Regions from separate parts of the Mus musculus genome. Here region 2 is linked to region 1. The links are chromatin contacts, found by Hi-C or POLR2A ChIA-PET in ENCODE. All regions are on one chromosome and are shown on one strand. Each heading gives the region's core, a stretch centred on a gene start or an enhancer-like site at or near the end of the contact. The rest is flanking DNA. Distances are from core to core; before and after follow the strand shown. Region 1 holds the start of Nr2c2 (nuclear receptor subfamily 2, group C, member 2). Region 2 holds the start of Rbsn (rabenosyn, RAB effector).

Region 1 (4,593 bases), core at 659-3,158:
GTCCTAGAATTCCTCTTATAAAGGGAAGAGACTGTTGACACAGACCTTACTCCCAATCCCAACACAGAATTCTCATTATGTAGCCCTGGCTGGCCTAGAACTCTTGTGTGTGATAAAGTCTTGTGCCAACCACCATACTTGGATGGTCTCTTAAAAGTTTGATTGACTACAGACTGACAAGGATTTCGATACAAAATAACTGGAGAAAACTGCAGCTTCAGATTGATAGCTGTGTCTCCAATTAGAACGCCCTTTTGTGGTTGAACAGCCTTGAACCTGTGATTAGGCTATTCTTGCTGTTATCAGAAACTAAAGGTATCAGGGCACTTTCTCACCCATGTGCCTGAAAGAAGGGTCTGCATCCTTAAAAGATCTGATATCATTACAATATCAACTGTATTGTGATTTTAAAATTTCCAGCTTTTGGAAAGAGAAAACCCAAAAGGAAGAGCCATCATGCTTTGGGAGTGGGAAAGGGGGTTGTCACTTTATTTCATGAAGATTCTATCACCTCATAAATATTCAGGAAAACTTTAAAATCCACAGTGTAGAACTCACTGGGCTGCAAGTCACTTTGGGACAGCTTATTCCAATCTCTTTTTGGAAATGTTTGCTTGGCTTAACTTACACTGTCTCTTGAGATATCCAAAGAAAGAATTAAAACTGAGACTGCTCATATTATTAAAAAGGTATTGTTTGATTTCAAATATTTTATTTTGGATACCGGATCTTATAGCCCAGGCTGGCCTAAAACTCTATGTAGCCAAGAATGACACTGAAACTTCTGATCTGCCTCCACCGCCCCAGTAACTGGGATTACAGATATGCAGCACTACATAAGTTTATGCAGTGCTAAGGATGAAACTTGATTTCCTACATGCTAGCCAGCCCTTCCTACTATGTTATATGCACAAATATTTTAGTCATCAGACTTTCCAATGGAAGCTAACATTATATTTTGTAAAGTTTGTTTTCCACTTTGATAAATGAGATTTTCAGTAGCTTCATAGCATCAATCAATTTTATCTCTGGGAAAGATAAATATGTTAAAAGAATGCCTACTGAAGTCCAATTCAAATTCCCTGCTTAGTATAATGGACATTTTATTGCTGGGCATGCTATCCCAACTGTCAAGTTCGGGTAAAAATGCACCAATTAAATATGCAGCACTTAGCTATCAATAGTATCAGCAACAATTTACTCAACAAAAAGTGTGGGAAAATCTTCCCTTCCCATCTTCAAGCTTGCTATCCAGAACCCAGCTCTTTTCCTGAAATCTATTCAAACATTCAGTGAAGCCTGACTTCCTCACCATCCAATTAAATTAATGCCCTCACGATTCCTTCAGCACATCATCCAGTTTCTTCCATTCTCTGACCATTCTCTGAGCCTTTGTATCCCCTCGGCATCCAAAATTCTGGGGGGAGAATGGCTCCTTGCCCAGGTCAGTTGAATCTCTGGAAGTAGTGTCCTAGTGTCTAAAGCTACGCACAACTGTGTTTAATGAAAGTAGGAAAGAGAATCACCTCACAAGTTTTCCACTCCAGTTGGTTCCTTATATATTTCCACATCACCATTTTGGGACTAGGGATGTTACTCAATGGCAGGGCCGTCCCCAGCACCACAATAAGACGAAAAAACTAACACCACCATTTGCAAATTACTTTTGAGGCTGGCAGAGTAGCTTGGACTCCATTTTCAGAGAACAGTCCCTCAAACAATGCTGAGGAGAGAGGCGAGGCTTGGCAAGAACGTCTGGTGTCCCAATTTCATGGACTGAAATTGAGCCCGCCAGAGGGGCTCCGTCCAGAGTCGTGAGGAAAGCGCGAACCCCGGAGAGCCTCCAAGTGCCGACGAACTCTTCCCTTCTGGCCGCGCCATGGGTTCAAAAAGCATCACCAGCTTCCCAGCCCGAGACCCACCAAGTTCCTCAGAGGCTGGCCCGCCCGGCCTCACACCCCGCACTAGCGGCCCCCGGGACCTCCCTCTCCCACCTGGACCAACCAGCACAGCCCCGGGGGCGGTGCCGCAGGCCGTGGCCCTCCTATAAGGGGGAACGATTGGCCAGCCCGGCCGTCACTCAGGAGGTCGTGCCCTGCCCACGCCTCCCTCCCTCCCCTTCCACCCTCCTAGTCCGGAAAAACGGCGGTTGGGCCAGGGTGGCAGCCAACGGCAGGCGGGGAGTGCTGGGGTGAGGAGCGGGGAACACAGGAAGAAGCGGGCAGGCCGGGCGCGCGCCGAGGGGAGCCTGGCCGGCGCCGCGGGGACAAGATGGCGGCGCTGGCGGAGGGCCAGGCGTGAGGCGGGGCCGCGGACAGTCCCCCTCTCCGCCCCCGCGGCGCGCGGCCGGCCCGGTCAGGACAGCGGCTCGCCGGGCTCGGCCGCGGGAGGGGAGGGGAGTGGAAGAGAGGGGAGGGAAGGGTGCGGCCCGGCCCACTATGCAAAGCGCCCGCTGCTGCCGCCGCCACCGCCCCGTGGCAAAGGTAAAAGGCCGCGTTCAGCCTCCGCGGCCTCCATGGCGGCGCAGGCCTGCCCTCCTCCGCCGTGCCGCGCTGCGCCGCGCCGCGCCGCGGCTTGGCCCGGCGGGCTTGCTCTTACCTCAGGGTCGGGCGCCACCACAACCGCGGAGCAGATCCCGTGTCTGCGGCCGGCGCCCCCGGCTAGGAGGGCAGGGCGCGGGCCGGGCAGGCGCCGGAGGGCAGGAGCCCGGGGGCTCGGGCGGCCGGGACGCCGCGGCGGGCCGGTGCGGAGCGGGGCGGCGGGCTGGGCCCTGGCACCGCCGGGGTCGCGGAGGGACCGCGCTTTGTTATTGTTTTTGTCAGTGAAAGGTCAGAGTTCGTGACCCCGGTGCCGCTGCCGCCGCCGCCCGCGCGCTGGGAGGAGGAGGGCGAATGTTCCTCTTCCTCTTCCCGGCGCCAGCCTCACCGCGGCGGCGGGGGGCGGGCGAGCACGCGATTGGCTGAGCGCGCGCGCGCACCGGAACGCCGCCGCTGCCGCTGCGGCCGCCGCCGGAGCTGAGGCCCGCAGGCCTGGGCCGGGCAGGTGCGGCCGATCCCGTAGGCACCGCTTGCAGGCTGGAGAAGCGGGCCCTTGCCTGGCGCCGCGCCGAGATGTTGCAAGCGAGCGGTGTCCTGGGAGTGCACTGAGCTCCCGGTACCTTCCTTGGGATGGATGGTAGCTTTCTGTTTTAAAGCTCCGAGGATGTGCATGCCTCTGGCCGGACCAGGCAAGTGTGCAGATGCCCCAGGCCCATTTTTAAAACAGGTGCTTAGCCTTGGAGCCCAGACTTGTGCAGTCCCGTGCCCCTCTCCTTCGCGATTTGAGAAAAGCAGCTTTGGCACGCACTGATTGCATTCTGAAAAGCCTCCGGGTTATACTTCTTCATTGGGCTTGGGAAGGTGCCGCCGTTTCCCTCTGAGTGTCTGCCTGCAATGTTCACCCACTCCCCTTGATCACCGAGCTGTGTAGATTGGATATACTCTACCATCTAATTACACACACACACACACACCTCTTGCTCATTAGAAATAAATGCTTCAAGATTTTTGCAGTAGACATTTAGGCTTACAATAGGGTGACTCTAACAATGCCCATAGTCTTAATCGACTTTCTATTTTGTGGCAAGTGTTTTAAACACAGTCCCCTCCCCTTCCTGTCTCCTGGGAAAGTGGGGGGGGGGGGGCAGGGATGTATCTCTGTGCCCTACAGACCCTGTAGCTGAAAGGAGCCTCTACAGGAGGCAAGGAAGTTTTCCTCATTTATAGAACGTGTGCCCCGGGAGAGCTCAGTAACATGCCTAAGGTAGCCCATATATAAGTCCTTTCACTGTAAAATCCTTGAAAATATGAAGTGGTCTGGAATAGAATTTTCCAAGAATTAAAGTTTATAGTGCTAAATAATACAGTGTAAAAATTCACGTTGATGGGGTTTTCGAAGGAACAGTACAATTGCTCACGTTTTAAAAATAAATCATAATGAATGCACTTATCTTGGTTTATAGTTTTCTTTTTCTTCAGTTGATATTCTGGATCTGCCACTTAGACTCAGGACCTGGAACCCTCTTTAAGTAACCACAGTAAGGAAAACCAGAGCTCCTTGAAGCTACTGGTTCACCGGTGAAGTTAGCCTGGCTTCTGTTGGCCGCATTTGCTGTAACCTTAAGTAGCTTTTCAAATGAAATGTTTAAAATTGTAGCAACTTTTCTCTTGAAAATAACACATTAGCGCACCGCACAGATACATTGTTAGCAGGTAACAAGTGTTTGGAAGCTAGGGGTCAGGAAGACTTTATAACATCTTACTCCTTTTTAGAGTCACACACAAAATGGCACAATGTAAGGTGGATTTTAATATATAGGTTATATGCTTACCTGTGGGTTGTTCTTTTTTTTTTTTTTAACAAATAGCTTAAGTATTTTATTCGTTTGCAACTAAGCTTGTTAACACTATATAATGAAAATGTACAAAGAATAATGTTGCAGTTCTTGGTTAGATTTAAGTCAAAGACATTCATTAATAAGGAATCTTCAAATGTGAATACCCCAGAAATGTCCACAAGCCAGCTGATCACAGCAACTGTCTCTGGATATCACCT
Region 2 (4,929 bases), core at 1,847-4,346, 120 kb before region 1:
AAATCTCAGAGGTCAGGCCTTCACAGGGGAAGGGAATGTGAGTATTGTGAAGGCCTCAAAGCAAGATGACAACGATCTATTCTCACCTGAAAGTTGAGTCTTGGGCAAGGCATTTAACTATTCCATTTGCAGCTTCTTCGTAAATTGGAGAGTACCTCATAAGATTGAATGATGTTGAGATGTTTAAAGCCTATAGAATAGTTATCATGTACTAAATAAATATTACTCATTATTATAATTAAAAGGGAAACTGTAATAGAATTGTCCAGAGAACAAATAAGAAAAACACTGTTTATAAACTACAATGGATCTATGCTGATCTGTTCCACTATCATTTCTAAATTTTTTTATATGTATTGGTGTTTTGTCTGCATGTATATGTGTGCACTGCATGCATATCTGGTGCTCATGAAGGTCAGAAAAGGGCGTCAGATTGCAGGGTGGGTGCTGGGGCCCTAACTGGAACCCTCGGAAGAGTGACAATTGTTCTTAATCATAAATATCCATTTCTCCTGCCTCTGGTTTTGTTTTTTTGGAGATAGGCTCTCAAATAGCCCAGACCCTGTTCTCACTATGTAACAAGGCTTTCTTAATCTCCTGATCCTCCGGCCAGTGCCTCTCAAGCACTCAGATCGCAAGTGTGTTCTGCCATGCCCAGAATGCCCCATCATTCTTAAAGGATCAGGAGAGGGCTAGAGGTGCAGCCCAGTGCCTGCCTAGTGTGTGCAAAGTTTCATTCCCAGAGCTTAAGAAATGAAAATCAATACAGCAGTAGCAGCCAATCCACTGACTTCCATAGTTATCCACAAACTGCCAGCTTGCTTGCTGCCATTGCTTTGGAAACAAATGAGGTCTGAATGTGATGTTGGTTTTGTAAATGATGACAGGCTAAATCATGGCTGAATTAAGAGGTCTTTCACTGGCATCAAATAATCATGCTCATCACATTCTGCCTCATTCTGGGTCTCTCTCTGTCTCTGTCTCTCTGTCTCTGTCTCTATCTTTCTCTCTCTTTGTCTGTGTGTGTGTGTGTGTATGTGTGTGTGTGTGTGTGTGTTGGGGGAGGGGAGTGCAAAGGCAGATGTTGGTGTCAGGCAAAGCTATACTTGTCTCTGGCATGTTGGCAAGAGTCCCTTTCTCTGCAGAGTTCAAAGTTTTAGAGAAAGCAGACTTTGAACCATAGTTCAATGGTATAGCATTTATCTATCCTGTGTGAGACCCTGAGTTCCAATTCCAGCACTGGAAAACAGTAAAGCCAAAAACCAAACAGACACAAATAGTTACCAATTTGGAAATAAGAAGAGCCTGCCCATTTTGAGTCCCACTTTCTGTGTGCATGTGGGAGAACTGAAGAGTAGAAGGCAAGGGACACATTCAGAGTCACAAAGTAAGATTTTCTTGGAGGCAGGAGCTCAGGTCTGTGGAGCCCTAGGAGTTGTCCTCTCCATACTCAATGCTGTTGAGCTGAGGAGGTACGGTAAGGAGCCTAGGCCAAGAGACTGGCTTCATTTCATCTGCACAAGGAAGTAGAGACTGTGACCACCTTCAGACAGTCATTCCCAGAGTCAAATGGGTCAAGTGCCACAGCCATGCTAGGCTGGGATGGAGGCAGGAGGGATGGAGGCCACTTTCTGGTTCCAAAGACCTGCATCTTCCCTGAAGCTCCCACTTCTGGGGCCCAGGTTACTGCAGTCTAGATGGTGTGCTGGCTATAAAGCAAACAGACCTCAATAACAGATGGGTCTGTCTCTGTACCCTGTGGTTGTTGCATGGTACAGCTAGGTTCAGACATGACTGATCTGCCATACTGTCTTTTGTAAATTGCAGGGGCTATTCCTGGTTGTCAACTTGACTATATCTGGATGAACTACAATCCAGAATTGGGAGGCTCACCAGTGATCCTAATCTGGAGGCTGAGATAGAAGTTTCTGACCTGAATCTTGGCATGGAGATCTTGAGGCACAGTGGCTATGAATTCCAGAAGATTAAGACAGGAAGATCTCCAAGTCAAGGTTATCTGGGATTAAAGGTGTGGTGGCAGACACCTTTAATCTGGGCCACACCTTTTGCTGGAGACCTATATAAGGACATTGGAAGAAGGAAGATTGACACTCTCTTCTTCAACTGCTTGCCTTGTGGGACTGAGTGACTGCTAGATCCTTGGACTTCCATTCACAGCTGCTGCTGACCATTGTTGGGAATTGGACTACAGACTGTAAGTCATCCACCAATTCCCTTACTATATAGACTATAGAGTTCTGTGACTCTAGAGAACCCTGACTCATACATAAATGCCACTTATTTTGCAGAGATCTAGCTACCCTCATACTTTTTTATGCTTTTTTGAGATGGAGTTTCATGTATCCCAGTATGGCCTTGAACTTGCTATGTAATTGAAAATTAACTTAAATTTTTGGTCCTCCTGCCTCCATCCTTAGAGTATTGGTGTTACAGGCATGGGTGTGTGGTGGAAATTGAGTCCCAACCAGGATCAATTGAGCCAACTTCCAATCCCTGACACGACTCCTCAACGTCTCTACTTTCTTTGGCTCAATTTCCACGTCTTTCTGTCTCCTCAATGTGCTGAACATAACTTAGTCTCTCGCACTCAGAAACTTTTTTTTAACAACAACAACAAAAAAGTAAAAAAACAAAATTTTGTATGTGTGTTTTGCCTGCATGTCTGTGCACCACATGTGCAGTGCCCATGGACTCCAGAAGAGAGCATATAGGTAGCAGACAAGCAGTTTTTCAAACCTGGGTCCTTTGGAAGAACAACCGCTGTATTAAGGCATTTATGCAAAAATCTCAGAAACTTTTTAACGGTCTCTAAATAATGTTAGCGCTGCAGGCACATTATTTAAGAGCCAAAGTCTCAGTTTCCCCACCTATAGGGTGAGTGAAGGGCGAGTGTAGGGTTTCACATCGATGTGTTGCTAGGACCTGAGAGAACTTCGCAGTTTACCTCCTCCTACTGGGCCCGCCCCGTTGCGGCAGCGCCTGCGCAGCATCCTCTTCCAGGTTCAGTGCGCTCGAGGACTCGGCGCTCGACCGCCGCGTGTCAGTCTGTCTTCCGGTTTCTGCCCGGCGCGCCTGTCGAGCGCCGAGCCACTGATGGCGATGGCTGCCACTGGTCTCTGAGGAACCTCGTAGGCCGGCAGTCAGAACCCGAGGTGGAAAGGCAGGCTGCCGACTGCCTGTCGGAAGCCGCAGGGAGTGAGAAAGGGTGTCGCAGAGAGCGCGGCGGTGGCTGAGGTGGGTGTGACGTGTGGTTTGAGATGACGATGCGGTCGGGAGATGAGGCTTTGCGGGCCTCGGCGCCGCGCGGGTCTCTGCCCGCGCCGTGACGTGTTGCGTGATGTCCCGCAGAGTCGCGTCCCGCGGGTGCGCGTGGCCGTGCGGATCTCTACAGAGCCCCCCGGCTGGGTTTTTCAATCCAGTCTGGAGGCGAGAGTTTGCACAACTGGCCTTCTGGTTGCGGCATCAATTGCGGTGGTTTGTGGTGGCACCTAATTAAGTGACTTTATGTTAAGGTCCCCCACTTCATTCGCGGAACCCTATTATCCCGCTCTCCGAGTTCTCGTGGTGATGGCGAAAATCCCAGGCTCTCCTTCCCGGCTGCTGTCTTGTGTTAGTCACTTCACTTGTGTATAGGCTATGGCACCCCAGGCAGCTGCTGTGAAGGCATCCTGGAGGGAGCCTGCCTTGAGTAAGGGGCGTTTCTCCAGGGTGAGAACTGAGCTGCGATGTGTGGCCAGGGTGCACGGGGACGACTTCTGTTTGACTTTTTCTTCAGGATGAGTTGCAGGCGGGGAGGAGGCAGCTGTCACACCCAGAGGATCCTGTCAGCCACTGGCTGGGGAGAGAACCGGTCGGACCTGAGGCTGGCTGTTTAAGTGATGCCTCAGATGCTTTCCGGGATGGGTCTGCATGTGTGTAGTCTCTCGATTTATTTATTTAATCTCAAGACAAGGGTCTCACTATGTATCTATGTCTGGCCTGGAACTTGACATGTAAACCAGGCTGGCCTCAAACTCACAGGTATCTGTCTGCTTCTGCCTCCCACGCCTGTCAAATTTCTTAATTAAAGGAAATAACAGGCACCTAGCGTCCTGTTTAATTTATTTTCTGAGTTGCTGTCACCCTTCACCTTTGAGGACCAGATGGTACCCTCCTCTGTGCCCTCTGCAGCACACCACAATTCTAGCTACACAAACTCCCACTCTGTGCTGTGATATGTGGCCTCTAAAGTCTTGGAAACAGATTTCTTTGCTTCTGTGAAATGATTTTATCCTTGTTCTCAATGGTTAGGAGTCTTTCAGGGTCACATCAACAGTGACTTTGCTGTAGTCCAATAAGACAGAAAATGTAAGTTATTAAGCCCTGAAATGTTTAAGTATCAGATTTTTCTGTTGAAGGGCAGAGAACATCAGACCTGCTGCCCCACTGTTCTAATTTATAAAATCTAGTAAACACATCAACTCACTGTAAATGCAAAATATAATTTTCACTAATTTTATCCATCCATTCATCTAAACTAAGCGACAGTTTGCTATGTTGGCCAAACTGGTTTTGAAATCATAGATTCAAGTGAGGATCTTCTGCCTCAGACTTTTCAAAGTGCTGGAACATATTATCAAGCTGCACTGATAAGTTTCTTCTTTTTTAAAATCTTAATTTAAAGATACATTTATTTTGTGTGAAGGGGCTAGAGGACAGGCGTGTGTGGAAGCCAGAGGATAACTTTCAGAAGTGTATTCTCTCCTTCCACTTTTATGTAGTTCTGGTGATCAAACTCAGGGTAGGTGGCAAGTGCCTTTACACTGAGCCATCTCTCTGGCTCTTGATTTTTTTTTTTAAATACTTCTCTTTAAAGAAAAGTTGAAAGGCTTATTGTTTGTATTTGTTATTTTTTCTTTTTGGTGTTTA

The links. A loop is a pair of places that touch in the nucleus more often than their neighbours do. ChIA-PET counts read pairs that join two places held with the same protein, here RNA polymerase II (POLR2A).
Region 2: a loop to region 1 is called in a map of v-Abl transformed pro-B cells, with 2.4 times the contacts of the local background. The contact joins the promoter of Rbsn here to the promoter of Nr2c2 in region 1. A Hi-C loop is called at or near these places in 2 of 37 maps with a recorded cell type or tissue (mature B cell and v-Abl transformed pro-B cells). POLR2A ChIA-PET finds 5 or more read pairs at or near these places in 1 of 5 experiments (embryonic stem cell).

Annotation. Positions count from the first base shown.
Region 1 is chr6:92,089,748-92,094,340 of GRCm38, reverse strand. Nr2c2 (nuclear receptor subfamily 2, group C, member 2) reads right to left here and starts at 1,908. Exons shown (of 15, transcript NM_001347342.1): 1 at 1,527-1,908.
Region 2 is chr6:92,213,037-92,217,965 of GRCm38, reverse strand. It overlaps Rbsn (rabenosyn, RAB effector), which reads left to right and starts at 3,096. Exons shown (of 12, transcript NM_030081.3): 1 at 3,096-3,255.